Linked DNA regions of Homo sapiens: region 2 is linked to region 1. Evidence: read pairs that join two places in POLR2A ChIA-PET (ENCODE). Cell type or tissue: HepG2. All regions are shown on one strand. Each heading gives the region's core, and the rest is flanking DNA. Links, peaks and the distances in the headings are about the cores only.

Region 1 (5,378 bases), core at 186-5,185:
ACAAGGAAAACACACTTCCTAACCCAAAAGTTACTTTAAAAGGTGTCGACCCTGTTGAAATGACTAGAAAAACTGAAAAGGTGGAGAGGCCAATGCATTATTATTTTTTTAAACTCATATTCAAATCTTACTTGTTGAGCACCTACCCTATTCACAGAAGTTACTGGATCTGTCACATGTCACACGAGGTAAGTGGTGTTATCTCCTTTTCAGAAACGAGAAAACTGAGATTCAGGAGCATGTATGTGAGTTTACTTTGTCTCTTAATTAGCTCATAAGTTTTTTGAAGTGAGCCCATGTGTACTCAAACCTATAGTGTCTTCCACAGTGTCAAAGAATGCTACATGTTCGACAGATACTTACTGAGCCTCAAAAGTAAGATGTCCTACCTTTTTACGGAAGACATGTCTTTGGTAATTTTTCTCCTTCTATACACCAGAAGCCACCTCCTCTCGCCTCTCAGAACCCCCACGTGGCAGCCAGGAGAATGAGCCCCCAGCCTTCCATCCACAAGGAGTGCGTAATTAACAGAGCGCCTCAGGTGCTGAGCTCCGGAAGCCCAGGGCCAGGTCCCACCTCCTATGGGCTCCCAACCTTCAGTTGACTTTGTCTGGCCTAAAGTCCTCCACGGCCTTGCCAAACTTTCCTCAGACTGCAGAGGAAGGTATAAAGCACTCCACCCAGGCTGGGTGCGGTGGCTCATGCCTGTAATCCCAGCACTTTGGGAGGCTGAGGCGGGCAGATCAACTGAGCTCAGGAGTTCGAGACCAGCCTAGCCAACATGGCAAAACCCCATCTCTACTAAAAATACAAAAATTAGCCAGGTATGGTGGTGTGTGGCTGTAGTCCCAGCTACTCAGGAGGCTGAGGCAGGAGAATCATTTGCACCTGGAAGGCAGAGGTTGCAATGAACTGAGATCACTCCACTCAACTGCAGCCTGGGCAATGAGTGAGACTTCGTCTCAAGGAAAAAAAAAAAAAACACAACACTCCACTCAGCCTTCCTTTCTTCACTCTAGGATCAGACTTACAGTGTGACGACTGTTTTACCTTCCTTTAGCTCCCTTGCCACTTTCTCGTAGACTTTCACACTACTAAAATCCTGCCATGTTTGATCTTGTCTTGATGTCTGCTTCTTGGGGGACTGGGGACTAACATGCCCCAGTTTTTGCTTGAATAAATAATCTGTAATCTTCATTCCCTTAAGAATATTTAGCAAACACCTATTATGTGCTGGGAATACAGGGGTGAACAACAAAAGCATCTGTGCCCTCATCAGTAACAGATTAATCAAATAATTGCAAAAATTAAAAGTAGAGGGACCTGTGATGAGATGAGAGGGGAGAACCTGACCTATTCTATGGGAGTGGGAGAGAATCCCCTGAAGGATGAGGAGTTAACCAGGCAGAGGTGTGAAGTATTTCAGGCTGATGAACAGAAGGTGCAAGGCCCTGGGCTAGTAGGGAGCTCCCCAAACAAAAGGACTTGGAGGAGGCTTCAGACAAAGGAGGGGAATGCAGAGCAATGTGACTGAAGAGGACGGCCCTTAAGAGACTGAAGAGGATGGCCTTGTGGGCCATCTTGGGAATTTGGAAAGACAATTTCTCTTTCTAGAGTGCCAGCTCTTTGAAAGCAATTACCTTGTAGCAGCCCTCTTTGCTAGTTCTGCCTTGCACAATGCAAATGCTCACTAAATATTTGTTGAATCAAACTAATAGAAATCAGTAAGGAAATAACTCAATTTTTTTGTGTGTGTTATTCTCCCTATCACCAACGGCACAGCAAATTAGCCAAATGCGTCCACCACATAGAAGCTTCTGGCCCCTGCTGGCTGATAAAAATCATCACAATGAGGATGATAATTCCCAGGCATTGGTTTAATTGTTGGAGAGACACAAGCAGAGAGATGCTGCAGAACATGCTCTGGATCAAACTGTCCAAGTACTGGTCCATCCGGGTGCGGTGGCTCATGCCTGTAATCCCAGAACTTTGGGAGGCCAAGTCAGGCAGATCACCTGAGGCCAGGAGTTCGAGACCAGCCTGACCAACATAGTGAACCCCGTCTCTAATAAAAATACAAAAATCAGCTAGGCATGGTGGCCCACGCCTGTAATCCCAGCTATTCCTACTGAGGCAGGAGAATCGCTTAAATCTGGAAGGTGGAGGTTGCAGTGAGCCCAGAGCACCCCCCACTGCACTCCAGCCTGGGAGACACAGTGAGATTCTGTCTCAAAAAATATATATATATTGACCTTACCACTTCCTACTTGGGTGACCTTAAGTTACCTAATGTCACTGCATCTCAGTGTCCTCATCTGTAAAGCAGAATTGATCCACTACCTCCATTGAAGCACTGGGGATGGGAGATGGGTACAGGAAATTGTTATAGAAAGTACCTTCAGCATACTGTCTGGTGCAGAGCAAGCGTCCAATAAATGGTACCAATTGTTAATATTCACACGTGGTCCTCTCGGCTGAGATAAGAGAACATGCACAGGGAGACTTCCCAAACCAGAGGGAGTTGTCACAAACTGTCATCAGAAGTGCATGGGATCACTTCTGATGCAAGAGGCCAGCTTTAAGGACCCACTGGGTAGGCCGCAAACCTTGATGCCTGGCCAAGCCCAGGCTTGCACTTTACACACTTGGACTCTGAATCCCACAGTAGTATTTAAATATAGATCTGAACACCAGACTAGACAGTGCACCACTAATGTGCGGGTATATGCAACATGCTCAAAAGGCAAACAGCGGCTAGGGAAAGGACACACTGCTTCTAGCTTTTCTGTCCTGGAGGACAGAGGCTGCGCCTTTTTTTGGCTCCATTTCAGAGCAGTAAAAGGCAGCATCATGAGCAGACACGGCCTAGTTCCTGCCTCTCAGGTTTGTTTTCCCATGTGGGACATTGCAGTTAGATCCTGAGCTTAGAAGAAAATGCCTACGGAATCAAAAAGGATAAAAGGAGGAAAAATACCTGGCTTCTGCCCCAAACGCTGTGCCCTAGCTGGCTCCAGCTGCCTTGGAATGGGGCAGGGTGGTTGGGTTGTAATTGCCCGGGCAGAGATATGAGGTATGCAGGCCTACGTGCACTGCCTCACACATCACTTGGCTGGGAGGGGCTCTGTTTAGTCAGTGTCCAGCTGATAACGACCTGAATCCTTAGGATGCCAGCTGCCTGCCAAGCTGGACATGTACAGACAGTGGCACCCAGAGGTCCAGGAGACAGAACAAAGGGCCTGTTACTGAGTCAGCCCTGTCTAAGTGTGTCATCCTTACTGAAAAAGGTTTTGGGCAGGCTGGCAGAGAGGCTATGTCCCAGGAAGCCCAGAATTCTGGAATGGAGACAGTCAAATTCTAAAGGGGTTCTCTGCTGGCAGATTCCTGTCATTGATTCAACCTGGGCTCTCTCACTAGGATCTGGCAGTTGGGCCATACCTTCCTAAGAGTATTCTTTTCCCTGCCTCCCACTGTTGCCAGGCCCAGCTGGTGCTGGCTCTCTTAGTGCCCTCTTGTTTAGGGGGACCGCATCCATCAGGGCCTTAAACCTTCCCTCTCCCCTTTTCACCAGGACATAATGATATTAATGATGGCTAACACATATTTAGGACTTACATCAGCCACTTACTGCTCTAAGCACTTCACATATATGTTGACTAATTTACTCATCACAACCACACTATGAGATGTGTACCATTATTTTCCCATTTAACAGATGAGTAAACTAAGGCACAGAGAGTAAATACCTTACCCAAAGTCATGCAGATAGCAAGGTGACAGAGCCAGGAAGCAAGTCCAGGTGGTCTGAACCCAGAGTCCCTGCTCCTAACCATTATGCTATATTTCTTCTCGGTTCATGACCAAGTTCTTACTGATTAAAATTAGTTTAAAATCAACCGATTCCTAGGCCTGCTTTTCCAGAATGAACAGCACTCAAGCTCAGAGCTGGGATTTCATAACTTCCTATTTTGTGTATAGTAAAATTGAGAAATGTTTACAAATTAGGAGAGGCTAGGAAGGGAAGCCAAGCAGCTCAAAAATGTGATATCAGCTTTGTGATGAAAACTGGTCTTTTCAGCCAAGTGAGTACTTGGACAAAATATCCCTCTCAATGCAAGCTATGCCTTAGATTTTCTAGTTTAAGAGACACTTGTGATACTAAAATTAGTCGGGTGTGGTGGCGGGCACCTGTAATCCCAGCTACTTGGGAGGCTTGAGGCAGGAGAATCACTTGAACCTGGGAGGCAGATGTTGTAGTAAACCAAGATCACGCCATTGCACTCCAGCCTGGGTGACAGAGTGAGACTCTGTCTCCAAAAAAAAAAAGAGACACTTGTAATTCAGTTAGGGGAACTGGGTACATAGTTAGGAAAAGCAGCTCATGGTTTGTTTATACCACTCCCCACTCCCACCACCACCCAGGCACCTCACCCCAGGCAGAAATAGCAGCCTTACAAATTTGAATGTTGTGGCCAGATTCGTGAGCCAGTCCCAGAAAGAGGGAATTCTTTGTAGCCATGGAAGTAATGGATGATCTAACATTACTGACCACTTAATCGCTAGGTACTTTATGTCATTTAATGCTCGCAAAAAGCCTAGGACATTGTTACTATTTTCCCCATCTTGTAGATGAGAATGCTGATGTTCAGAGATCTTATATACCTGCTCAAAGTAAGTCCTGGTGAATCTAGGACTCAAACCCCATCTGAATCCAAACGAGGGAAGGACTCAGTGCCAATTCAAGTCCAACTTTCCCAGGAGCCTTCCCTGTCTCCTCTGACCCACGTCAGCCCCTGTATTTTGACACAACTCTATTACCTGTCATCTTGGCCACAATCTGCACTTATTACCATTGTTTCATGCTGGGCCAGTCTTATTAGCCAATAAGATTGTAAATTTTGGGGAGCAGTGACACTGGGTTGAATTTTGTTTCTGGCTATTTCAGGACAGACAAACTGGGAGAGCTAAACACCTAGAACCACAGCCTGGTCTCCCTAGTCGCGGTAGGTCCGTCACTTCATCCCTAGAAAGTGCCAGTTTGGCTTTACGAGTTTCTAAACCATTCATTGGGAATAGTTTACATGTTATGCTTGCCCTCCTTTGTCAATCTCTTTACTGCTACTGCAGTTGGGTCCAGATATTGCAAATCCTCCCCGAAAGTAACTAATTCTGACTGCATTGTCACAAACTTGGGTTTAGCACAAGAGGGAAAGGTAGCTGAGTTTCCAATTCTGCTTCTCTTTGACTGTAGCTCACCATGCTGCAGGCCCTTCCTCCCATGATGGTGCTAACCAACATAAGCCCTAAGCTCTAATCTCAACCCTCTCCCAAATCCCAACATGTCAGACTAAATAATAATAAGGCCACAGGGCAGGCACACT
Region 2 (5,378 bases), core at 297-5,296, 130 kb before region 1:
TAAAAGTTGAAAATAGATTGATGAAAAAAACAGAAAAAAATTCTACCCAGAAGATGAGCATAATAATATTAATAGTTGCTTGAACTCTATTTTGTCTGCTATCACCAAAGGAAAAAAGAGGGGATTTTTAAAACTTATAATCCACAAAAATCGTAATGGTCACAAAGAATTGTGCTGTTTCTCCAGGACTTCAAAGAACATAAAGCAAAAAGCCTTGTAAAAATATAAGGTGGAGAAAATCCATAACCACAGTAGGTAACACCTTTAGAATCCACTCCCATACTTATTCTCCAGGTTTCTTTTGATAGATAATATTAGCAAAGTCTTGCAATTCACTTAGTGTCTGAGTTTCTCCTCCCCCAATCCTAGTATATACCTGTCTTTGGAGCATGCTGAGAATTTACCTTAGTTATAGGGCTAATGGAACAAGGGATGGTCCCGGTGGGTCTTAAGAATGAACATCCCCTTCCAAGGCATCTGCCCCAAATGAGGTTATAAAGGTTTTCAAGCTAAAGAAGGCTAGTCTATTCAGACAATGAAAGGCAAGGGACTTTCACTGGCCAAGGAAGCTCAGCATGACTTGGGGTTTCAGGACTGTCAGTTTTATCTGAATCCAATCAGATATTCCAGGTTTCAGAATCCCATTCTTTCCCAGTCAATGCCGTAAATTTTAACACAAGAAATTTTGCAACACTGTGAATTTATCCTAATTCAGCAACCCATGGAATTAAATTTTATGTCTTATTTTCAGAAGTAGCAGCTCTGTGGTAATAAGAAACAGCAATTATTTTAGGGCTAAAATAGAAGCTCTCTGGTTCTCAGACTGTCACTTGAGCTGAAAGACATTAAAGGACCTGATTCCATCACTTTCTCTCTGTAAATATTCTAGTAAAGTCAGGAAAATCCACTCCACATCACAGCCCATGTAGTCATCTCTACTGCTGGAACAGTCAGGTCAAGCAATTGCTTGGGATTCCAAGGAACCTGCTTCCTTTGACATTTTCATTGCAATTAAACACAAGGGCTTAATTGTATTGCCACTGCATGCAATAGATTATTCACGTCTCATTTCCAATTGGCAAGTAGCTGAGCACTGCACTTAGGCCCAAAGAAAGCCTTCAAAAACCGCGTACTGACGTACCTGCGCGCGCGCACTTTCAGAAGGAATAGGAGGGATCTCCCGATACCAATTCTGTATCAGTCAGGGTCCAGGCAGGAGACAGAAACTAAGTAATTTGAACAGAGAAAGTTTAACATGAAGAAGTATGTATAGGGAGTATATGTTGATACATAAAACATGTCCTAGGGCTGAAGAGGAGCAGCTGAGGGAGGAACAAACTTGGAAGGGCAGCCCCTTCACAAGGCTGGGCTGCAGCCCACTGAATGGTGGGCTGGAGCTGATCCAAACTCTGGGAGCTGAGGCTGGTTGGTGGTCAGGAAGCCTCCCACTGGGTGCCAGGAGCCGAGCACGCGGGCTGGGGACTAGCTAAAACTTGCTAAAGGGTAAGTGCCACCTGGTGTCCTGCAGTCTATGCTACCGCAAACCATGGAGCAAGCCGAAATAAGCACACTGAGGACAGGAAGAGAGGTCCCTTCCTCCTGCGACATCCCTCCAGCACCCTCTACTGACAAAGTTTAACATTGTGCGAGAAGGCAAGGGAGAAATTTTTCCAGGGCGTAGCTTCATCATCGAGGTAATGAAGGGTGGATATGGAGTCAACTGGTAACTGTTTAACTGTTGCACTTTTCAATGGTTAAACATTTGTTTAACCATTACACTTCCCCTTCAACCAGCTCCACAGCTGTTCAGGGCTCTTTTCCTGGAAGAGTAACCCAAACCCTCGTTCTCAGTGGGGCTGAACTCCGTGAAGTGCTGCCTGAGGAATGTTGCTAGATCTGTCTCTTAACCTTTACGGGGCACGTTAGTCCAGGGAGGGAACCCAGGGTAAGCTTTGATATCTTCCATCCCGTTTCTCTGAATCTTCTTTGGGCAACAGTGACTTTTGCTTGCCCTTAGTAGTTTCATCGAATATTCCAGCCAACACTGTTTTTTGTTGTTCATGTTTGCCTACTTACCTAGTAGTAATTCCTGAAGCCGTAAATGGCCAGGTGGTGCTTTTAATATCCAAATTCAACAGAAGTATCACTGTACCTCCTGGTGGAAGTGTACATCCTTTGGGCACTAAAGCCTCTAAGCCAGCAGAGCCCAGATTCATGGGGACAATAAACATTTTGTAAGTTATTATGTAACCATTGAGAATGGAGGCAAGGTGACAGAGGAGGAAGCTGAGGGATCTAGAGGTTAAATAACATACACAGCTTGCACAATTATAAACAGCTGAACTGGAGTTTAAAACCAAGTTTGACTCCAAAGTCCATGTTGTTTCCAATACATGTTTCTGACTCTCTGCCAAGCTACTATGAAGTACTGGTAATTAACACAATTTCATACCCCAAACATCCAGTACTGTCTCTCAACGCCTAAGAGGACCACCTACATGTCACACACACAACGCTGATGGTTGTGCTTAGCTTCCTGCAGCATTCCCTGCCCTTTTGTGTGTTTATCATCCAAAAAGCAGCACCGTATACCCAAGGATGTCAAAATCGAGTGTCCTTACCTTATCCCAGAGCTGAGACTTTTCCAGGCTTGAACATACTGTAGCAAGGACTACTTCACGGGTCCAGAACTTTGGTAGTTGTGTGACCACACACTTCCAACCATGTGGGCAGTGGACCCTGCACTAGTCTGGCTTAAGTATGGTTTTGCAGAAGGAAGTCACAGCTGGTAATAAGAAGGGGCAGTCAGGCATCTGATGGAGGAACGAGCTGACCTCTAAAGACCCCTCCAGTCTCGGGCTCAGCAGTTTGTTCAGTAAAGCAGCAGCAGCTGTGGAGGAGCTCAGACCTTATATAGGGTTAAAGGTCATCAATGCCCCTTCTTCACAATCTTGGGATATCTTTGTTCTACAATGATCTCTACCTCCATAGAAACACATGGCTGGGGTTTGGGGAAAATATTATGCATCTGATAGCAATAATTTAAGCATACACTTAGAATGACCCTGTATGGCAGATGCACCTGAATGTGTGTTTCGAGCTAGGGAATCCAGGCACCCAACCCGGAGATTTGTTCCTTGCCTATGGTAAGACCATTAACATTTAACTACAGTAAATGCAGAGTCCTTCTTTTTATTTTTTATTAAGAGGCAGCTGGCCATAATTTAATAGGGAAAGAAATGGCCATGATGTAATTATTCTCCTTGAAGACAAAACTTCATAATAACATTACTGTCATTTGTACAGGTCATCGCGAAGACCAGGCTCCTATGTGGGTTTCAGAGACGTGATTGAATTTGTGTAGCTATAAGTGCTCGCACAGGGTCAAGTATTACTCGTCTACTCATTCCATTTTCCCAATGAGTCAAGTGAAGTATAGAGGCAGAACGCACCTTGGGAAATGCGAAATGAGAAAAAGTGCCTTCAGCTGCTGCCCCACGGCAAGGTGCCTTCCATTCCTCCACCCTTCCATCCAAGCTCCCTAAGCCAAGGTCTTATTCGGCTCTGCTTGGCACTGTCTGAAACCCCTATTTCCTGCTTCTCTTGCTCTCAGAGTCCAGGTGTCAAATGGCGAAACTGTTTTGCAAGTCAGTGCGCATACAAGGAGGCAAATAGGTAGCTTTCCATTATTTAAATCTTCAGAGATAAGACACTAACTTCTTCTACCAGGGCAGTAGTTATCACAGTGTCTGTATTTATTAAACAAGCATGAATATGCTGGTCATCGTGTGGCAGGCACTGTTGTAATCACTTCACAAATATTCACTCATTAAGCCTCATAAAAGCCAACAGGAAATATGTTCTATTATGAGCCCCATTTTATAGACAAGGAAGCTGAGGCACAGAGAGGGTAAGGAATTTTCCTAAGGTCACACAGCTAGTAAGCTTAAGGCCAGTTTCAAAGTTTCAATACTTTCACCTATACACGGTAGGGTTAACGCACCTGATAGTAATAATTTAAGCATACTCTTAGAATGGACCCTGTATGGCAGATGCCACCTGAATGTGTGTTTTGAGCTAGGGAATCCAGGCATGCCCAACCCGGAGATTTATTATTTGCCTATGGTAAATATCCGAGCCCTGGGTCCATCCCGTGGAATATGGGCTGTAAAGGGCATTGAGGCCCTTAGTGTTGGGTTAAATGAAGGTTGCTAGGTAGAGGTTGTTGAGGGGAGGGTGTTAAGTGAAAATGCTACATAAACAGCATGATGTTTGCAGGTGGTAACAGTTCTCCTGGCCAGCCCACTGCCACTGGACTCTCTCTCCTGTAAATAAGCACCTAATAAAACCCCATGTCTCATTTATTGGTGCTGGGGTTCTTCTTTGGCCTCTTAAACTTGGTGCCTTCTCTTATTGAGGTTCATGGGGGTTCGAAACAACTTACCCACAAATACAAGTTTGGCTTTTACCATTCTAAATCCTCAGAACGGCAAGTCCACTCTCCACTTAAAATTAGAGGAGAGGTCCCTATTGCAGTCTCAAGAGATGTGAAAGAGATGTTTGGGCAGAACCCAAATAAGGATGTATCGTTTCCTTAGAAGCTAGGTCGGTCTTAGGCCTTTCTGTTCTGTTTGTTCCAAACAAGCAGTGACAGCAATCTCAAACTTCCCCTGTCATCTGAAGTCAGCCAGTATGCCATGTCACCATCTCCCCTTGCTTGCTAGTAACAACCAACATGGAACTGATAATAACTAAGACTGTTACCTTTCCAGTTTAACATAAACTAGAAACCTGGCCCTGCTGGGGATTGGCAGATACAGTCCATGGGATGAGACTGGTAAGAGCTGTAGGGTCAGGGAGTGTGCATCTGCCCTGGTCCCTCAGTCAGAGCCCCAGTCCCCGGCTCCTTTCCTCCGTGTGTTCTGCAGCCACAGTCCAGGCAGCTGTGGAGGCAGCAGAGCCCAGTGAGTAGAACGGAGGGAAATTCAGGGACACTGACCCTCAGCTGAGACCTCCACAAGCTGATGTAACAGACCTGTCTTCACCAAAATGTTTAACACTCCTGGAAGGATGAAAAAGTATACTTTTAGCAAATTGTAACTGTTCACCTCTTAAGTGACAAGTGATTTGAATTGCTTCACTTCTGGTTTTTTTAATATAGTCAAATTTATTAATTATGTCTCTGAATTTTCAGTTATATTTAGAAAGCCTTTATGTACATCAAGGTTAATGAGGAAATCACCCATTGCTTACATGCTATCACTTTTTACATTAAAATTTCAAACTCATTTGGAGATTTTTCTTGCATGTGGTGTGAAATATGGGTCTGATTTTATTTTATTTTCCTTTTATTTTTAGTCAGCATGTAATAATTTTGC

The links. ChIA-PET counts read pairs that join two places held together with the same protein. Peaks named below come from ENCODE experiments on the same cell type or tissue, not always from the same donor. Only the 100,000 strongest peaks of a DNase experiment are listed, where the experiment ranks them.
Region 2: POLR2A ChIA-PET joins it to region 1 with 5 read pairs; 1 of 35 experiments calls an interaction of 5 or more read pairs at or near these places.

The regions. Positions count from the first base shown.
Region 1 is chr14:34,032,697-34,038,074 of GRCh38, forward strand. The region is part of intron 5 of LOC102724945 (a long non-coding RNA gene); the gene reads right to left. Among named protein-coding and RNA genes, the nearest start is that of EGLN3-AS1, 4.6 kb to the right of the region's middle. In HepG2, for the core only: no CTCF peak of the experiment used is centred there; DNase peaks (open chromatin) are centred at 2,655 and 3,145; H3K4me3 peaks cover 720 bases.
Region 2 is chr14:33,907,291-33,912,668 of GRCh38, forward strand. No RefSeq gene overlaps it. Among named protein-coding and RNA genes, the nearest start is that of EGLN3, 41 kb to the right of the region's middle. In HepG2, for the core only: a CTCF peak has its summit at 1,623 (motif pointing left); DNase peaks (open chromatin) are centred at 1,641 and 2,341.